2 separate regions of the Mus musculus genome follow, and region 1 is linked to region 2. The links are chromatin loops, found by intact Hi-C in ENCODE. Cell type or tissue: heart. All regions are shown on one strand. Each heading gives the region's core, and the rest is flanking DNA. Links, peaks and the distances in the headings are about the cores only.

Region 1 (10,444 bases), core at 1,615-9,614, 180 kb after region 2:
CAAGCTCTCCCAATAAACGTGTGCAGAAGGATCCTGTTGCAGCGTTGTTCTTCCTGGCCAGTCGAGCGCGCGCAAGAGAGAGATGCGTGGGCTGACATCTGCTGGCCGAAAGAGCAGTGGCCTTAGAAAAGGCCACAAGTTCCACCACACTATTGGTGGTTCCTGCCGTGCAGCCTGGAGAAGGCGCAATACTCTCCAGCTCCACCCTTACCACTAATACACGTGATATTTGTAAAATTCATATCCAATAAACAATTTAGGACAGTCAAAAAAAATTGGATCCTGATTCTCCACATGAATTTGATTATTTGATTTTGTTTTTCCAGATAAATAGAATGCATGCCAGTCCGGATGAAGTCAGTTTTATCCTATTAGAATTTCTGGCCTGAATTGCAGAGGGCCTTGCTCTTTGCAACCCGTGACTACACCATCTCTTCAGTCTCCCCCAACCCCCTTTTAAGACAGGTTCTTGCGATACTGTTTTAGCTGGTTTGATCAATGTGGACACCAAGCTGGTCTAGAACTTGCAGTGAACCTCCTGCCTTTGCCTCCTGAGTGCTGGGATTACAGACCAAATCATTCATTTTTGTGACTGGGTGTATTCCACTGTATGGAATTTATTATTATTATTATTTATTTATCTATTCACCTGCTGATGGACACTTACATTGTTTCAAAGGCTTCCTTATAAATGCAGTTACTATGAGAACTGACCAAGCCTTCATTGGGGCTTCAGTTTCCCTTGATCTGTCAGTGATGGTCAGTCATGCAGTAGATTTTCATTTCTGAGATGAGGTGGGTTGTGGTTTGGCTCAGCGTTTGTATCAAGCAGGGTAAGGCTGGACCCAGGATAAATTAAGGAGTTTTTCATCTTATTCTATGTGCCGGGATAGTTTATATTTTGCAGGGAGGGGCTTGTTTGTTTGTTGGTCGGTTTTTGGTTTTGGTTTTGTTGTTTGGAAGGGGTTAAGACAGGGTCTCGATATGTAGCTGTCTCTGTCTGGTCTGGAATTCACTCTGTAGACCAAGCTGGCCTCAAGCTCAGAGGCACTCATCTGCCTAGGTGTCACCCCTCCCATTATTCCTGAGTGCTGGGATTAAAATGCATTATTACCATGCTTGACTAGTTCCCCACCTCCCCATGTTTTCAAACAGGGTTTGTGTAGCCTTGGCCATTCTGGAACTCATTTTGTAGACCAGGCTGGCCTTGAACTCACAGAGATCTGTGTGCCTCTGCCTCCCAAGTGCTGGGATTAAAGGCATGTGTGACCATTGCTTGGCTGCTAGTTTGGTTTTTAAAAAAGACGTTTATTTTGGGGTTCAGTGGATAAAAGGACTACTTGCTCTTGCATTAGTACACGGTTCCATTCCTAGTGCCCACATGGTAGCTCACAACCATCTGCAACTCTAGTTCCAGGGCAACTAATACACCTGGTATAGATATAGATATAGATATAGATATAGATATAGATATAGATATAGATATAGATATAGATATAGATATAGATATAGATATAGATATATATGAGGGCAAAGTCTGAAATACAAATAAATCTTTTTAAAAATATTATGTATTAGTTTACTTTTGTGTGTGTGTGCATGTGTGTTTGTATGTGTATGTATGTGTGTGTGCACATGCCACAGCACAGTTGTGGAGGCTGCAAGCAGGAAACAAAGATCATACTGGGATTAGCAGGACCACTTTTTTGTTTGTTTGTTTGTTTGTTTGTTTGTTTGAAACTGGGTCTCACAATGTAGAACAGGCTAGTCTCAAAATCAGAGATCTGCCAGCCTCTGCCTCCCAAGTGCCAGGATTAAAGGTGTGCGCCACCACACCTGAACTAGAGATTGAACTCAGGGCTTTGTGCACACTAGGGAAGCATCTACTATTCTGGGCCCAGAGTGTGATTTCCCCCCCAAGAAAGATGAAGGCTATTAAGGCAGGCATACAGGCACACACCTGTAACTTAGCCTTGGAGCCAGGAAGGTTAAAGCAGCAGATCAAGAGCTTGAGAGCCAGAGACCAGCCTGGGCTGGATACAGCAAGAACTTGTTGGGGCTGGAGCGATGGCTCAGTGGTTAAGGGTACTGACTGCTCTTCCAGAGGTCCTGAGTTCAAGTCCCAGCAATCATATGGCTCACAACTATCTGTAATGGGATCTGATGTCCTCTTCTGGTATGTCTGAAGACAGCTACAGTGTACTCATATAAATAAAAATAGATAAATCTTAAAAAGAAAAAGAACTTGTTTTTTGTTTTGTTTTGTTTTTTTGTTTTTTGTTTTTTGTTTTTTGTTTTTTGTTTTTGGTTTTTCAAGACAGAGTTTCTCTGTGTAGCCCTGGCTGTCCTGGAACTTACTCTGTAGACGAGGCTGACCTCAAACTCAGAAATCCGCCTGCCTCTGCCTCCCAAGTGCTGGGATCAAAGGCGTGCGCCACCACCACCCAGCAAGAACTTGTTTTTTAAAAAAATTCTGAGGTATTTACCCCCATATTCTCATGAAAGATATTCTGTGAATCCTTGGATTAATGGATGTTGTTGCCCAGATATTATAACAAAAACATTTTAGGAACCTAAGAAAATAAAATTGATTAATATTCATACATACTTTCAGTTTAATTTTTTAATATTTTATTTATTTTTATTTCATGTATATGACCGGTCTGCGTACATCTATGTCCATGCACCATGTTTGTTCTTGGTCCCTGTGGAGGTCAGAAGTGGGTGTCAGATCCAGTGGAACTGGAGTTACAGATGGTTGTGAGCTGCCAAGAGGGTTAGGAATTGAACCTGTGTCCTCTGCAAGAGCAGCCAGTGCTCTTAATCTTAATCCAATCTTAAGATGGAGAACCATCTCTCTAGTACCTCCTTTTAAAAAAACAAACATTTTTATAAGTTCTTTAGGAACTTCACACAATGTATTTTGACCACATGACTTCCCAACTCCTCCCAGATCCACCCCAACTTCTTGTCTTCTTAGATTGTTCATTTAAAAACTCCAATTTTTGCTCCACACATTTCTAGGTGTAGGGCTATCCAATGGAGCACAGTCAGTCCACCAGGAGCTGCACCTTCAAAAAAACCAAACTCTCTGGGCTAAAAAGGTGGCCAAGCAGTTTACAGGACTTGTTGCTCTTGTAAGAGGACCCAGGTTCAATTCCCAGCAACCACAGAGTGGCTCACAACCCTCTGTAACTCTGGTCCCAGAAGATCTGATACTTTCTTCAGACTTCTGTGGGCACCAGGCACACACGTGTTGCACATACATACACATAGCAAACACATCCATACACACAAATAAAATAAAATACACATAAACACTCAAAATAAAATACACATTAAATAGATGTGTATTTTAAACAAACCCCATAGCCCCTCCCCCCTGTCAGTTAGGGGTAGAGCTTGTGACCTCATTCCATGCTAGAATGTTGACTGAGGTTCTCCTCTCACAACGGTCCGCTGTGGGTTGTCTCCAGAAGTGGGGGATGGTCTCTACGAGGTACTTTCCCTCTGCAGTGAGCTGGCTGGTCCAGGAGGGAGGTAGCCGGATGTAAGTTTCTGACTTTTGAGCATCTTGGTCTGCAAGCAATGTTCAGCAACCCCACTCACTTCCTTGGAAGTCATATGCATGTGCAAAGGGGCTCAGAGCCATCGTCCCCAGACGAGCAGCCTCTGCCCATCAATCCGGTGGTTCTGTGTGAGGGAGTGTGTTATACGTGAGGGAGTGATCCCTGACAGGTTTTGTGGATGATAGTTAATTGCCTCTTTCGTGGGAGCCATGAGGTTTATTAGGGAGGTTTTTGCTGCTTTCCACTGTGAGAGTTTTTTGCGCCAGTGTTTGATGAATGGTTGTTTTCATGGCTGCCAAGAGCTGCTGAGTAAGGATGTAGCTGCCGACGTTCGTTGCCTTGCTGTTTGTCCAACAACTCACTGTCTCCCAGCTGGAAAGCTCATTACTCATGAGCTCTTCTTTCCCAGGTACAAGAACATAAAGATGTATTTATGGAGCACCGTTCAAGGGCAACAGGAGCAAAGCTGTTGATCAAAAAGAATTATACAGTCAAAGAGTGCATTTACATACAAAAGACGAAAATGCAAATGCTAAAGAGAACCCGAAGACATGTGCCAAACATTCTTTCCTTTTTCCATTCATTAAGAGAAGGGGAAGCACAATTCATACAACGTAGAATTCCACATAACAGTTTTCACTTCAAGATGAATTTTACAGAGCTAATATAAGCCATTGCTACCAGCTCATTCCAGAATAATTTCAGCCTCAAAAGAAACACTGTGTATCTTGTCAGTAACTCCGATTTCCCTCTTTGCAGCATAAAGTCTGTTCACACTATTCATTGGGCAGCATGAAGTCTGTTCACACTGTTGGGAAGCATAATGTCACACTGTCTGTTGGGGCAGCATGAAGTCTGTTCACACCATTTGTTGGGCAGCCATCACCACTGCCCCATCTGCAGAGCTCTTCCCATCTCACAGGATGGAAATTCTCACTAAACAACTCGTTTCCCTTCACTTATTATTTATGCATTTTAATAAACAGTCTGACTATGTAGCTCAGGCTGGCCCAACAACTCACAATCCTCCCTCTGACTTGCTAGTACTAAGGGTGCAGGTTTGCACCACCAAGCTCAGGTAGACACTGACCATCTAGTGTGTCAGGTCTCTATACTTGGTTTAAACTGGAGATGCCCAGATGTTGAATGTCTGCTCTCAGAAGCTCAGGGCACCACGGGAGAAATGCAGGGTGATGGCCGTCTACCAGAGGTAGGACAGAGTTCTGTCCAAGCATAGAAAAGGAGGCGAGGGGTTAAATGAGAGATGCCACCAAAGGCATTTAACAGGATGTGGGTGGTGAGTGGGAGGTGGTCAGGGGCACGCCCTCCACAGGGTCTCTGCTCTTCTCAGCTGCTAATGTTACTTTTGTATAATCTTCCTTCCACACTTAAAAAAAAAAAGTTATTAATTGCTGAATTGTTGTATTCGTTCTTATGTATGAGGCGTGTGTGTGTGTGTGTGTGTGTGTGTGCATGTGTGGGGAAGCGGTGCAGAGGGTGACTTTGCAGTTAATTATCTTTAGTCACCTTTATATGGGCTTTGGGGGTCAAACTCAGGCTGCCAGGTTCGTGCAGCAAGCATCTTGCCACCCCATCCCCGCCACATAAAATCAATACAGTATTGTAAAAGTGACTGAGTGCTATATGGGGAATTGGTTTCTTGCCTTGTTCCATGTTGGATTTCTTGCTCGGGAATGTTAGTCATAGTGCCGGTAAGACACTCAAGAATCCCTCTGGAGAGCCCCAGCTGAGAAGGTACCAAAACCTTCTTCCAGTGTGACTGTATGCTCATGCCAGCACCAAGTTAGCAGCCACTCAGCGCCAACGCTTACAGGGACAAAGCTCCATCCAGCCTCAGATGCAGGTGAAGCTAAGAACTAGCTGAGGTGTCATCCAAACCTACACACTGTCCATTCAAACACCTCCAAACCCTAGAGCCCTAGAATAGTGTGAGGCAGTGCATGTTAACTGCTCCTTAAGGAATTTTGTTTTTGTTTTGGAGGTGCCCTCTTGCCCAGGCCAGTTACCATGGTTCTGGGGATTGAATCCGGCCAGAGCTTTGTGTATGGCAGGCAAGAGCTCTGCCAGCCCGAGGTGTTAAGTTTGAACAATTTGAGAGACAATAATTTGAACAAGTATTGAGAGACATGAGAAAGATAAGGAATATTCTGAAGAAGTGAGAAAACAATAGAGCCTAGCACGGAAGATCTGGCCAGGAACCGGAATTTGAAGTGCAGAGATGATTCCGAAACTCACAGTTCTCGGGAAGGGTAGGCGAGTGCGCCCCCTCGTGGCAGAAATCATGCTTAACCATTCAACCTTCCCAGCTTGCGCTCAGAATGTCAGCTTAGAATTCCTCCAAAGGCCATCGTGAATTTTATGACTCAGTTATGTGGCCCATAAACACACTCCCGTAGCGATGCAAGACTATCCTCTGAAATGTCAAGTTAATGTGTTAAGAGTCCTCTCTGGTCATTTTCTGTTCTTTCTTAGCCTCTTGTTTTTATTTGCAAAGCCTGCTGATTCATGATTTTCAGGAGGAGACAAATATGTAGAATTCAATTATAAAATGTCAGAGCTAGGCCTGGAGGTATATCTAAATGCTATAGCACTTGCCTAGTATATGCCACACCCTGGGTCCCATTTTTTACCAGTACTGAAAATAACTAAGATAACCCCAAAGTATCTTATGAATAGGGCAAGGCTTTGCTCATTGTTCTGGTCTTTAGAGCCTTCTTTTATTCGCTGATATTTGTCCCAAAAAAACCCCTAGGAGTTTGGGAATCATATTCCCCAATCCGAGAGTAGCTGAAGGGGAAAATAAATATAATTAACATTGCCACCAGTCACAGCCAGCCTCAGGTCAGACACAGGTGGGAAAGTTGCCAAGAAAATGAAATTTGCCTTTGGGGAGAGTTACTGATGGTAGAATGCCAGGTGGTTAGGTCATCGAAATAAGCAATTTTTTTCTCTAAGGAAGGAGGCCTTATTTTCTTTGAGGCAGGATATTGCTATTTAGCCCAGGATGACCCATGGTGCTGGGATCACAGGTCTGCTCTCCCACACCTGACTGGAACAGAGGCAGGTAACTCTAACTCTCCCCTATGCTCAGACTTTTACTGGAGGAACCAGTGCGTTGTATTCTGTCTGAGTCGAATTAGTGCCTCCTATGGAACTAAGAGCTCCTGGAGACTTTTTTTTTTTAAACCGAGACAGGGTTTCTCTGTGTAGGCCTGGCTGTCCTGGAACTCACTCTGTAGACCAGGCTGGCCTCGAACTCAGAAATCTGCCTGCCTCTGCCTCCCAAGTGCTGGGATTAAAGGTGTGTGCCACCACTGCCCAGCGAATGAGACTTCTTATTTCTACCAGACCCAATGCACCATTTTAAGGGAAGAGATATTATACTGGGCCTTAGAGTGGAAGAAACGAGAACATGCAAACTTGGAAGATGCGGGCGTGAGTGCCCAGACCTTGGGGAGATACTGACAGGCATGAATCACTTGGGGAATAGTTGTGCTAGAGGCTAGGTGCATTGAAGTTACTCCAGCCAGTTTTCCCGGTAGCCTCAGTCTAGGCAGAGGATCCATTAAGCAAACAGGCAAGCGACTTTGCATGTGCCAAGTGCAGGACTGGGCAAGCCCAGGGAAGCAAGCCAGACGGACACCTATCCCACTGGGGTGTATGAGGGAAGACTCCCTGAAGAGGTGAGGTGAGCTCTGAGCTGAGCTGTGAAAAGAGTAGGAGGTGGTCAAAGCTGGAGCAGGTTCTGGAGGAGCCGAATATGCCTGGGCCTGGGGGGCGTGTCCCAGGGGCGTGTCCGGGGGGAGTGTCCCTGTGTCCATGAAGATGGTCTCAGGTGAGTATCGGAATGGGTAATGGTGTGTGTGCAGGAGGGAAGAGGGAAGAGTGGGAGCGGCTATGGACCCTGTAGGTTCAGGGATGAGCTGGGTCAGAAGAGGGAGAAGCGGGGTCTGCAGAGGCTGCGTGCTTGAGAGACTAAGGGGGCCCCTGGGAATAGTCATCCAAAGGAGGAGGTAGATTCCAGCAGACAGCTTTAGTACTACGTGTGGCATTCTAGACTTCTGGACCTCCTACAATGATGATGAGTCTCCTCGTCCTCCTCCTGGCCTTGAACTAGCTATGTAACTGAGGATGGACCTCATCTCCTGATACTCTTACCCCCATCCCCAAGTGCTGAGATTACAGCCATGTACCTGGAGTTGATGCTGGAGATCACACCTAGGGCTATGCAAATACTCTAGCAACTGAGTAGAGTATTTCATTAACTCTGGGTCTACATCACTAACTCTAACCAGCCCCAGGTCCTCTGCAAGAGCAGCAAGTGCTGTTAATTGATGAGCCACTTCTCAGTGCCCACCCACAACTAACGTTAAAAAAAACATTATTATGTATGTGGTGTGTGTGTGTGTGTTTGCAGCTGTGCATGTGTGCATGAGAGGAGGCAAGAGGACAGTTCTGGGGAATTGCTTCTCCTTCACCATGGGGCTGGGGGATTGTACTCAGTCCTTCAGGTTTGTACAGCAAGTGTTTTATCCACCAAGTCATCTTGCCAGTCCACAGATTTTGAGCACTTAAAATGTGCTGAGGAGCTGGGCGGTGGCACTGCACGACTTTAATCTCATCCCTCAGGAAGCAGAGGCCAGTCTGGTCTATAGGGCGCATAGTGCCAGTGCTCTAGCTTCTGATGACATTAGCTAACGGCTGATGGTGAATGTGAACGTGAATGCAATCCCCAGGGAGGGTTAGAAGCAAGGAAGGTGGCAGATAGATGACATTCAAGGGAAGAAAAACCCTAAGGAGACCTTGAGGGTAGGAGGCCAAGAGAGGTGGTCTCCTGGACGCTCAGGTGGGGAAAGGAAGAACAGCGAAGTGTCCAGTGTTGCTGAGAGCTCCTGCAAGGAAGACTGGAAATGTTCGCTGGGTGTGGCAGCCAGAAAGGCAGAGGTGACCCAGGAAGACGGGATTACAGTTGGCGAGGGCTGAATAGGTGAGGAATGAGCAGAAGAGCGGGCAAGTCAGAGGAGGAAACAAAAGTGGAGGTAAAGAAATTTCTTGTGCATCTTGTCTCCAGGCGAAGGGGTATTACTGAGAGTAAAGATTTCAGAGCCTGTGGGACAGTGACCAGCCTGAAGGAAGTGAGGAGAGCCCAGATTCCCAGTGCAGCTGAGTCCTGGCTGAGGAGAGCAGGCGTGCCTGTCTCTCTGAAAAAGAGATGCTGGACGAGATGTCAGTGAAGCTTTGGGGTAGCTCAGAGGAGGGGTTATTGTCGGCTGAACAGCTAGGGAAGGCTGCTCACAGCTGACTCCTGCTATGATGGCTTGCTTGGGTTTGGATGGAAGCAAGAATCGGGGCAGGCAGGTGTGACAAGCAATCTGAGGACTTGGCAAGAGTCCAGGGCCCTTGCAGGTAACAAAGAGGGTTCAGCTGGCTGAGACTGAGGCACCTGAGAGAGAACAGCAGGACAGATGAAGCCAGTGGATGCAGCCTCGTGTGGGTGGTGGTATGGCTGGGGTTGCTGGCATCCAGTGATGTATTTGGCTCAAATCCCAGCTCCGAGCAGTTTATGTGCTGTGACATTAAAGAAGTTACTTACCATGACTACAACTCCTCATCTGTGAAATGGTGATAACCCCGATAGGGTTATTGAAGGAGGAACAGATAAGATAATGTGCACAAAAAGCTTAGTGTACTGCCTGCCTGCTGGTTAAATGGAAACCCATGGGAGGTGTGTTTTAAGGGACAACAGCTGGGTCACAAGATGTGAAGAGGATAGAGCTAGGAACGGCCTGCACAGGACCTTGAACACAGCAGCTACGGACCACCGTTCCGTCTCTGCTAATGTTGTAACCCTCGAAATTACTGATACTACTAGAGAAACTTCAGTGTCGTGTACAGTTTGTCTCTGCGTTCTCACGGCAAGCACTATAGCAGACAGCTGGTTTCTGTGCTGCTGTGTCTTCCTGCAGCAAGCCAGGGGCTCTCTCACCGTTAAAATGGCACTACCCATAGGCACCTGACATACAAGATGTGTTTTCTGTCTTCCCTAGGTTCTCAGAGCTTCTATCCACATTTTCTTTCTTTTTTTTTATCCTTCTCCATCCCTGCCCCCACACGCCCCACTTTTTTTTTTTTTTTTTTTTTTTTTTTTGAGCCAGAAGCTCCCATAGCCAAGACTGGCCTTGAACTTGCAATACTCCAGCCTCAGAAACCAAAAGGCTGTGGTTACAAGTGTGTCACCACGCTAGACTCTCTAACTGTCCTTGCTGTAATGTTCCGGAGCTAGGCTGGCTCCCAGGTCCTAGGACTCCCGGGCATTAAACGAGTCATCTCTTGGGTGGCAGGAACAGAGTTAACCAGAAATTAGCCAAGGAGGGAAGAGTGCGCAGGCGCAGTATCAACGCGCTTGCTCACCTGCGCTTGGGTGGGAGGAGCTAAGCCCGGAGGCCGGACCCAAGGCGGGACGGGCGCGGTGACGTCACGGGCGCGCCACCGCAGAGTGAGTCGCGTCCCGGAAGCGACGGCGGTGGAGGGGCAGACGGTTCCCGGGTGGACCTGCGACTTCGGAGCGTCGGTGGGAGGTGGCGTGGCGTGGCGTGGGGTGGGGCGGGCCTGGCCTGAGGGACCGCTCCGGGGCTTGGTGGCCCTTCTGTCCCCCTGGCCGTTCCTGTCTCTTCCTTTCCTGGGACAGCGTCCGGGTAGGTGACGACCGTGACGCCCCAGCCTCACTGTATTTATTTACGGAGCCTGGCCCTCCGGCCCTCCCACCGCGTGTGGGTCGCCACCTGCAGGCACAGCGACCTTAGGCGTGTCCTGCCCTGCGCGGCCTCAGACAGGCTGGTGGTCTGGGCCTCTGT
Region 2 (10,444 bases), core at 1,510-9,509:
CCACTGTCAGGCTGGAGAGATGGCTCAGCTGTTAAAGGCTAGGCTCATAACCAAAAATATAAGAAAACCCACTGTCTACTGGGGCAGGAAGGCATTTTTAAACAAAGTGTCCACCATTCAGTCTCCCCACAGTAATATAAAAAAAGGTAACAGAAGGTGTTCATGTTCTGGGTCATGGATATGGGTTACTAAGTTTATTTTGTTCTTGAAAGCAGGGTCTCCATCCATCCTATAGCCCAGGCCAAGCTGATCTACAACTATTTATCCCAGGCTGGCCTTTATAACTCTTCCTGGTAAAGTTTCCTGAAAGACAGGATTATAGATGTGAATGAGCCACCTGTGGGCCTGGGCTACTAATTTTAAGTCATAGTAATTTTCTCAAATGAAAATAGCCAAAATACACAGAAATACTATCAATTATTTTTTGTACTTTGTACTTCTGGGGTAAGAGAACCTATAATAGTTAAAATAACGAATTATTTTCCCCCAAGGGTAGTTTTACTGGCACAAAGGAAAAATATAAGTTCCTTTCCCTTTATAGGACGCCTAAGTTTTTACAATGTGTGCAGGATTTTCTGTATAACAATGGCCTTGCTAGCTTTCCTAACTTTGTATGCTTTCCTCAGCCGGGCGAGTTCATGTGGAGTATGGAGAAGGGTCAAAAGCAGGATTTATGTGGCCATCAACACAGAAGGAACAATTAGGTCTCTGTCTGATGGAACTGCAGCCTCTTGAGAATCTGGAGTGGTAGCCCAAGGAAGGGGGGACCAGGGCTGGGGTGCTGTGGGTAGAAGCGCATGAGCAGAATGGAGGGAAATCCCCCAGGAATAGGTTCTAGGCAGGCTCTTAAAAAGGCCATTTCTGGGGATGAGGATGTAGCTCGGTTGGGCAAGCGCCTGTCAGAGGCTCTGAGGTAGGTTTCCAGCACTGTATGGCGCAAGCCTGTAATCCTGGCCCTTGGATCATATAAGTGCAAGCTCATCCGCAGTTAATACAAGCAGTTTTCAGCCAGTCTGCTTACAAGAGGCCCCATCTCAAAATCAAAACAAAACAATAAAAACCTTCCTGATGATGCCACAGTCGTTTCTCTACAGTTACTCTTTACTCCTTAATAATTTTATTTCAGTAATAGTGGTTTCTTTGGGCAATCAAAACCATGGCAAAATAGAATGAACGCTGAACTAAAGGGAAACCCTAGTGATGGGGGTGGGAAAGTAGACCGGTGCTTCTGTTTTTGATTAAGTTACTTCTTTTCCCTGGCCCCAGGCTCAAAATGCTGGGTGCATCTAGGGTAGGCTTTTTTATTTCCTTCAAGCCTTAGAGCTAACTGGGCCTCAAATTCCACAGATTCTACTTGCTTCCTTAATTCTTGTCATACAAACTTTCCTTTTTACATTTTGTGTATGTGGAGGTCAGAGAACAATTTCAGAGAAACTGTTTTCTTCCCATCACGTGTATCCAGAGGACTGAACTCAGGATATCAAGCAATTTTTACTCACTGAGCCACCTCACTGAGCCACCTTGTTGGCCCTGAAGAGTTTTGTGGTGTGTGCACTCAGGCTAGTTCCAGGGGACTCTTGGTAGAAATGGTAGGGTAGGTCAGATGTGGGTACTCATAGACATACCTGTGAAACAAATCTGCTCGTGAGTTCATGAGCGGGTGGGAAATCTATTGGGGTTGGAGATGTTGTCTAGACCAGGAAATAAGGAAATACTGGGGGAACAGCACTAGCTGGGCCTTGACCATACGGTCTAGCTTTGGATTTAGATAAAGCTGGTGGAGGGAACAGGAAGGACAGCGCTTGGGAAACGGAGAACAAAGGCTGGTGCCTAGAACTAAAGGTCCAAGAGGCTAGTGGTGAGAATAAAGGCTGGGACAAGTACTGGCTATCAATGAGAGGCTGCCTGAGAGGCCTTCATTCCTCGGCTTCCAACTCATTTCCTTCCTAGTACTTGCATGTTCGTGGGAGCTGACAACTATTTCCACCAGGAACCACCAGGTGCCAAACAAAGATGGCAGTTCCCTTGTGATCACAAAGGATTCCTTCTGCATTTGTAACTTGTAAGTGAGCTGCTGCTTCCAAGGCTGATGTATGGGTTCAGTACTGCACAGACTGACTGACTCAGGCTGGAGAAAGTGCTCTGGGGATAGTTCAAAACTGTCCGCTTATCATAGTCTAACAACGAAGACTATGATCAGTTAAGACTAAGAATACTAATTTAATCCTTCCTAAATTTCCTTTCATTCTACAACCCTTGCTTAAAGGGCTGAACACCCATTACCTAAAACAAGCCATTCAGACCTTACCGCTGGAGTTCAGGGTTATATATAATCCGGCTCCATCAACCCATTCAACCTTACTGGCTACTATTCCTTTGTACCAACCTTCCTTTTGTTAAGAGGAATAAATTACAATAGGGTTCACTTACACAGGTACTACAGAGTAGATTTTAAACCATACATGCACTGGCTAGTTTTGTGTCAACCTGACACAAGCTAGAGTCATCACTGAGGAAGGAGCATCCGTTGAGGAAATGCCTCCATGAGATCCAGCTGTAAAGCATTTTCTCAATTAGTGATCAATGAGGGAGGACCCATCCCATTCTGGGTGGTACCATCCCTGAGCTAGTGGTCCTGGCTCCCGTAAGAAAGCAGGCTGAGCAAGCCACAGGGAACAAACCAGTAAGCAGCACCCTCCATGGCCTCTGCATCAGCTCTTGCTTCCAGGTTTGAGTTCCTGTCCTGAATTCCTCCAATGATTGACTGTGATCTCCGAGTACAAGCCAAATAAACCCTTTCCTCCCCAACTTGCTTTCTGGTCATGGAGTTTAGTCATAGCAATAGAAACACTAAAACAAGATGATAGTTCAGGCTCCCTTTTTTGACATAACAAAAAAAGGTATTTTATGAAAAAATAAGAAGGCAGTTATTTAAGCTGTCTTTTAAAGATGTGTTATGCATCCATAAAATCCAAAATTATTATTCCCAGAGTGCACAAATGTGGAAGAACAATTACAGATAACATTAATATAGTAACATCTATCTTGGTATGGGGGTGGGTTTAAGTATATCTAAGCTTCTGTGAAAACAACGGTCCTGATATATAGTTCACCGGATCTAAAGTTTACCCCCCAAACAAACCAAAAGCAAACACTAGTCAATGAGGAGCTCGATAAAGAAGTTAGAGATTAATGTATTGATCTCTGCAGTTTAAATGGGTAGGTTTGTGACAATTCAAATTAAAGAAAAAAATGTTAGTGATAGGCTCTAAGTAGTGAGTCTATGATCTTTAAAAAAAAATTTAAGTTGGGCAGGGGTAGTGCATGCCCGTCATCCCAGCATTTGGGAGGGGGATTTAGATCTTTGAGTCCAAGACCAGCCTGGTCTACAGAGTTTCAGGATAGCCAGGGCAACACAGAGAGAGCCTGTCTCAAAAGACAATACACAAACAGATAAATAACTAAAAATTAAAATTCTTTAGATTTTGTTAAATGCTGTGAAATCTCCATAGTAAAATCTGGGGGGAAATGGCATTGATAATAACCCATAACAGACTATACTTGATTAAGTTGTAAAATGTTATAAGCTTAAGTGCAAGTACCAGGGGCTTTATTTTCTTTCTGAGATTGGGGCTCACACTGTAGCTGAGGCTGGCCTAGAACTCACTAGCAAACTTGCCACCCCCCTGCCAAATCCTGGAACTAAAGGAATGCACTACCAAGCCCAGCCAATAGCAGGCATTTTTGCCCCTTGATGCTCTGGAACCATATATTTACCTCTTACAACACAGTTCTTTCTCTCACTAATTATAATAGTTTGATGGCCATAGATAGTATCTTATTTGTATTTCTGTCCTCAATTCTTTTCATGCTGGGTAAAAAATACGTGCTCAGAAATAATAGAATGGCAGAGAATGTGGACTATTGCTAAGGACCAACATATATTTCTAGCAGTTCATTTCTCACATATTCTAAAAATTAATCTGTTCAATTTGCTAAAGAAACTTCTTCACCCATAAACTTCCAAACATAATTTTTAAAAACCCGCATCTATATCCATTTTTTATTCTATTTCTTAAACCCGACACTGAAGGCCTAACATTCAACATTCAGAAAGAATTCTAAAGAGGCACCCTGGATTTGTTCAAATCCTGGATAAACTCGGAACTGAGAGATTCCTGAAATTGGAACTCTGGGAAGAAGGATAAAAAAATGGGACATTAAAAAGTTATAAATCTAATTTATCAAAAAGCCTATTTGGGGCTGGAGAGATAGCTCAACAATTAAGAGGACAGACTGCTCTTGAAGAGGTCCTGAGTTTAATTCCCAGCAACCATATGATGGCTCACAATCATCTATAATGGGATCCGATGTCCTCTCCTGGTGTGTCTGACAGCGTACTCACATACTATATATATATATATATTCTTTTTTTTAAAGCCTACTAAGACACATAAGTGAATCTTTAAAGACACTAGTCATCTACACGCCCACCGACCTAGAGCCAGACTGGCTCCTCCCCTCCTCCATCCAATTACAACCACTCAAACAGCTGGAGCGCACGCTACTTCCAGGAAGGCAAGAGGCCGGAGCGTAACCCTTGGAACCCAGACCTTCTCACCTAACACTCCGCAAACAACGCGGTCCTGCGGTGCAAGCACCAGGTTTGGACCAGAACACCCGAGTCCAAGTCCCAGCTCCACTTCCGGACTCGTCTGTGCCTTGCACAAGTCTATTACTCTCGGAGAAATGTAATGATTCTCTATGGACCACAGCGAGATGCGGAATGTAAAGAAAGCTTTAAGGAAGATGCAAGCGACTCTCCAACTTGTTAGGGCAGTAGCGCTCCCAGCGGGGGCAGAGCGGCCAGAGGACCAATCACAATCACCTCTCCCTTCACTCCCTTCCCGCCGCGCGCGGGTGCTGAGGCCGCTCCCTGCGGTCCGGCCCCTGCAGAAGCCTCGCGGCGTTGTTTGCCATACCTGCAGCCACCTGGTCAGCGGGCCCCTCCTGTTGACCCATGACGAAGTCTTGCACGAGGCCACACAGGGCGCCCATAGGCGCCACTGCCTCCTCCAGACCGGTGGCGGCAGCCATGACGCTAGCCAGAGATTGTGGGAGGGGGAAGTGGGTGTGGCTACGAGATGTGTCTCTCCGCGCACGCGCCTCCATGGCCAATAGTTGGGCGCAGACTTCAGGGGCGGGGCACCTCCAGGTCACGTGCCTGCCGGCTCTGGGCCAGGCAGTCCCTTCAGGGACCTAACGGCCCCTCCCCAGAGGGCGGGGCCTGGGCCGGGGCGCGGCTCCGGGAGGGGAAGTGACTGCCGGGCACGCAGCCGGGGCGGTTGAGGGCGCATAATTCCCGGCCGCTCTCCCCGGGAGACGGGCGACAGGGCGGGCACCTGGCTGGGTGGGGCCGAGGGGCGGTACGCATCCTGGGAAAAGCCAATGAGAAAACCAGACCCGGCCCGAGGGGCGGTGCCGTCGGTCACATGCGCACCTGGGGCGGCTGGCGACCGTGGCGCGGCCACCCCAAGCGGGAGGAAGGGAGCGGGGCCGGGCCGGGGCGGGGTTAGGCAGGTGAGTGACAGGCTCCGGGGGGCCGGCCCCAGCTGGGAGCTCGGAGTGATCCTGGAGTAGCTGCGGCGGTGTCCGCCCCCTCCCTCCGCCCCTCCAGCCGGGCTGGTCTCTGGCCGGGCACTGTCGCGGGCCCCCCTGGCCTGGCCACCTCCCTCTCCGCTGGCCCGCAAAGTTTGTGGCGAAGCCGGCGTCGGGCAGAGCGCTCCCCAGGGGAGATCCAGGAGCTCTCGATGTCGGGCTGCGGGAGTCGTTGACCCGGGGACGCCGCGGTTCGGGGCAGCAGCGTGGAGCAGCCGGCCGACCGCCGCCTCTGGTGCATGGGGGACCGGCTGAGAAGCCAGCATGGGCAACTGCGTGGGGAGACAGCGCCGGGAGAGGCCGGCTGCTCCGGGACACCCCCGCAAGCGAGCAGGTAACGCCAGGAAAGGCAGCGGGGTCCCGGCGCGCTGCCAGTTGGCCCTTGCCTTGCCCGAACCTTGGGGTTCCCGAGCGACCTCGCTCGGCGCCGGGCGCTTGGGTTCCCCCACGGCTTCTCGGAGCCAGACGGGGCCCTCCCCGGCGCGGGCTGTCTGGGAAGCGAGTTGGGGTAACTGCGAGCGCTGACCCGGCCGGGAGGCCAACTCGCTCCCACCGGGAAGCTGGGGATGGGGGCGGGGGCAGGAAATGTTTCCAGACCGCGACGAGGCTGGCGGAGGGGGCCAAGCGAGTGCGCCGCGGATCTGGCAGCCCCGGCCAGGGTCGGCCGGCGGCCGGCCGGGGCGCGGCGTGGGCAGCCTGCGTCCCCAGAAGTCGGAGCGATCGAGGCGAACACAGTCGCTCATTCCAGCGAGTCACTGTGTCATTATCGGGCTGCAGGTCGTTGTCTGCGGGAATCCGACTTGTAAAAAGCAGTGCAGGACCATGGAAAATAGAAATCTTTATTTCCTCCCACCTCTCCACACGGCTTTTTGGAGCCTCGGTGGCTGTCTGGGAGTCTAGGAAAGGTGGGGTGCGGGGTGAGCGTCGCCTTCGTGTTTGTTAGGAGCGTTCTCAGCTCTTGGAATGGGATCCCTCTCAGCCATGAGAATGGGATCTGCTCTCTGGCAATCTTCGAAGCTCCAGTAGCGCGGTCTCACTTTCTTGGTACACCAGCCCTGTCCTGGCGCTTCGTTTGAGGGTCATTTCCCTGTCTTGTACTCTCTTCTCTGGGGGTGTTGCAAAGAACTTATGCAAATGATAAACTGTGGCGCGCAAAAAGACCTTCAACACTGGACTGAATTTCCAGATCTACCTCTCTTTTATGTAAAAACACAGATCCAGAGAGGTTGGGCAGCTTCCCCTAAGTCACACAGTGAGTTAGAAGTGCAACTGAGGTTGGAATCCGGTCTCTTCCCCCTTGTTACCACATACCCCTTTATGTAAGAGGAGCCACAGGCGCAGTTGTTAATGAAGTGGAAACTCTAGTTGGAGTTTCCTGTCTGCTTTGACACTGAAGGTGTGTTGTTTTGCTTGTGTAAACTGGGAAGGAAGATGGGGAGAAGCACAGGGGAAGCTGGGAAGGATGTGTGTGTGTGTGTGCTGGACAGGATGACTTGTGCAAGCAGAAACGTTTTTATGGGAGGATGGAGTAAAACTTACAAATTCCTTTTGAAAGCAACCCTGGCCTTTCTTCTGACCAAGGACTTTTGTTCGTTCATTCATTCATTCATTTATATCATTCATACATTTGATCAAGCAGAAAGCAAATAATTTTGATTTCTTGTATGCTCCATCCTTGATCTTGCCTCGTGTTTTTATGGTTGACTACCCTTTCCTACCTCAGTCTCCGAACTGCTTTCTATCTCTGCTATCCTTATCCTGGTTTCCTTTCTCTATCATTATTTTTTTCCAGTTTTGAGGGTCAGGAGTTTACAGAAGCATTCTGCCATTGAATTGCATCTCTATCCTCCGATTTTCCTTTTCAATTTCTCTTGCCCACCCTCACCTGTTATACACCAGTGGCTCAGTCTGACAATCTGGGTTTCCTCATGACACTCCCTCCCAGAGATAGCTTACTTAGTTGCACAACTCTTTGTCCATCAGGAAGACCCCTGTCTCTTAGTTACCAGCTTGATTCCCAGACCCCCATGTCTAGGCAGACATCAGTACTGTGGATATCCTGGGGCTCAACCCATCCACAACAGGTTCTGCACATCTCTACCCGCTGTCCTGTACTCTGCTGACTTGTCCTCAGCTTTCTGTCAGCTCGTCACAGGAGCCTGCTAGTTCTTCCATCAGAGTCATTGTGTCTTACAGACATGCCCTTTCCCAAACCATCTCAAGCCCGGCTATTCCCCCAGGCTGCAGTGAGCTCCAGGGAGGGCAAGCTCACCATCAGTCATTCATCTCATACCTGCATACACTCCATCTAGAAGCCACTGTGTGTCCAGACTGCAGTTATTTTTGTTCAGTACCTTCTACCTCTACAAGGCCTTTAACTTTCAAGACTGGGCAAGTCTGGCCTGGTCCTTTTAGAACCCGATTGCTTCCTCTTCCTTGACATTAAGGCCAGTAATGTTTTCATACCTTTTCCACTTTAGGAGAGTCTTTCTTCAGATTACACCTCAAACCCCAAATGCATCCATCCATCCTATTTGCCTTCATTTCTTTTCTTTTGAGACAGGACATTTGCAATATAATGAAAACAGACTGGCCTAGAACTCCCTATGTACCTAGTATAGCCATGTACCCTAGCTTGGCCTTGAACTCTCTCCAGCCTCGAGTGCTGGGATTATAGGAGTCTACCACCACATCCTACCTTTTGTTTGTTTGTTTGCTTGTTTGTTTATTTGGTTTTTTTGAGACAGGGTTTCTCTGTATAGCCCTGGCTGTCCTGGAACTCACTTTGTAGACCAGGCTGGCCTCAAACTCAGAAATCCGCCTGCTTCTACCTCCTGAGTGCTGGGATTAAAGGCGTGCACCACCACACCCGGCTAATTTTTTTTTTTAAATCAGCACACAAGATGGGTTTAGTTTTTGACATTTTCATATATCTACATCACATACTCTGCTCATACCCATATCCCCTTGAAGCAGCCTGCTCAGCAGGCCCCCATCCCCAGCAGAAAGGTGGCTTCTGAGAACTCCTGCAGACACTTAGCAGTGCCATGGTGCCACTTTGTTAACAATTATCTGTTCTATATTATTAGTCATGTCTTTGAAGTTCACAGTCCTCTATCGGCAGCCGACGCTGTAAGCCTGAAGACCTGGCTTCTGTCTTTCCTTGTGTGTTGGTCTGTTTCTGTCCCTCACTTGCTCGCTCACTCACTCACACAACTATGTACACACAGTCAGCACTGAGCACAGTGGCTCCTACCAAGGAAGCCCTCAGCACTTGTTACTGTAGAAAGCTACCCTGACTTCATCCTGCCACTTTAATCTTTTATGCAAACATTTTGCTGAAGTATATTACTCTCAACTTTTTTTTAGCCTGCTAGTAAATGGTCCTTTTAATTCTGTGGACCCTACTATGAATAGTTTTATTCATAAAGTCCAAAGCCAAGGGCTACTCTGATGGATGACAGATTTGGTGCAAGGGGAGGGATCCCTCTTAACGTCACAGCATGCACTTGGCACCCTGTAGTATCTGTGGCTTTACCTTTTGACAGGGACACAGTTTCATGTTGTCAGACTGATGCCTCGAACTAGGAGGTGGCACAGAGGTAGACTCCTGGCCTATAACGTATAACTGAACCCCCAACACTGAGTTTAGGGTGTACCTGACCCTTCCCCATAACTGAACCCTAACTTTTGCTTTCTTTTGTCATGAGTGGGATGAACCCCTGAACAGAGCAGGTCAGGTCACTTGGCACCAAACCTGACAACCTGCGTTTAATCCTTGAGATCCACATAATAGAAAGAGAGGACAGCCTCCTGAGTGTTCTTCTTTGACTTCCACACTCATGTCTGAGACAGAGTGTATATGCCTCTGTGTGTGTGTGTGTGTGTGTGTGTGTGTGTGTGTGTGTGTGTGTGTGTGTGTGCACGCGCGGAGAGGTAGGACACGGTGATACACATTGTGAATCCTAGTACTCTGGATGCAGAGGCAGGAGGATCTGTGAGTTTGAGGCCAGCCTTGTCTACATATTAAGGTTTGGGCCAGCCAGGGATACATGATGAGACCCTGTCTCAGAAAACAAAACAACAAGAAGTTCAAGAGGAAGAGTCTGAAGTCTGGGCCTAGGCCTCTGACCCTGTGCACCTCAGCAGGGCTCTCTAAGCCACATTTCTACCTTGTCAGAGTGGACAGAATCACTGGAAGCCATCAGTGTTATCGTCTCCCTAAAGGTGGTTGTTCCAGCCGGGCGTGGTGGCGCACGCCTTTAATCCCAGCACTGGGGAAGCTGAGGCAGGCGGATTTCTGAGTTCAAGGCCAGCCTGGTCTACAGAGTGAGTTCCAGCACAGCCAGAGCTACACAGAGAAACCCTGTCTCGAAACAAACAAACAAACAGAAGGTGGTTGTTCTAGACTAGAGTTATTGGACTGAAATGTACCTCGCGATGGTACCCTTTGTCCTTAATTCTGTCTTCTCAGTCATTTGACAAATGAAATGGACTCAATGTCCCTGGTCAAAGAATCTCGGTCAGAGGACATTTGGCCTGAGTTGGTTCTCTCTGTCTACCATGTAGTTTGTGGCAGTCACAGACACAGGTGCTCAGTAGTGGTAGCAAGATCCTTCAGCCACTGCCATCTTGCTGGCCTGATTGTGACTACATTTTGGTTTTTTTGTTTCTTTAAATAGAGGTAAATACTATTTTTTTTTTTCCGAGACAGGGTTTCTCTGTATAGCCCTGGCTGCCCTGGAACTCACTTTTTAGACCAGGCTGGCCTTGAACTCAGAAACCC

What was found. A loop is a pair of places that touch in the nucleus more often than their neighbours do. Peaks named below come from ENCODE experiments on the same cell type or tissue, not always from the same donor. Only the 100,000 strongest peaks of a DNase experiment are listed, where the experiment ranks them.
Region 1: a loop joins it to region 2, with 2.9 times the contacts of the local background. A loop is called at or near these places in 1 of 42 quality-filtered maps.

The regions. Positions count from the first base shown.
Region 1 is chr19:42,160,501-42,170,944 of GRCm38, forward strand. Zfyve27 (zinc finger, FYVE domain containing 27) reads left to right here and starts at 10,067. Exons shown (of 13, transcript NM_177319.3): 1 at 10,067-10,285. It also overlaps the pseudogene Gm6937. In heart, for the core only: a CTCF peak has its summit at 5,858 (motif pointing left); DNase peaks (open chromatin) are centred at 5,842 and 8,971; H3K4me3 peaks cover 391 bases; H3K27ac peaks cover 547 bases; H3K27me3 peaks cover 2,227 bases.
Region 2 is chr19:41,976,017-41,986,460 of GRCm38, forward strand. Mms19 (MMS19 cytosolic iron-sulfur assembly component) reads right to left here and starts at 5,120. Exons shown (of 31, transcript NM_028152.3): 1 at 4,983-5,120. The coding sequence starts at 5,097. It overlaps Ubtd1 (ubiquitin domain containing 1), which reads left to right and starts at 5,747. Exons shown (of 3, transcript NM_145500.3): 1 at 5,747-5,992. The coding sequence starts at 5,923. In heart, for the core only: a CTCF peak has its summit at 4,872; DNase peaks (open chromatin) are centred at 4,585, 5,335 and 6,825; H3K4me3 peaks cover 3,193 bases; H3K27ac peaks cover 2,702 bases.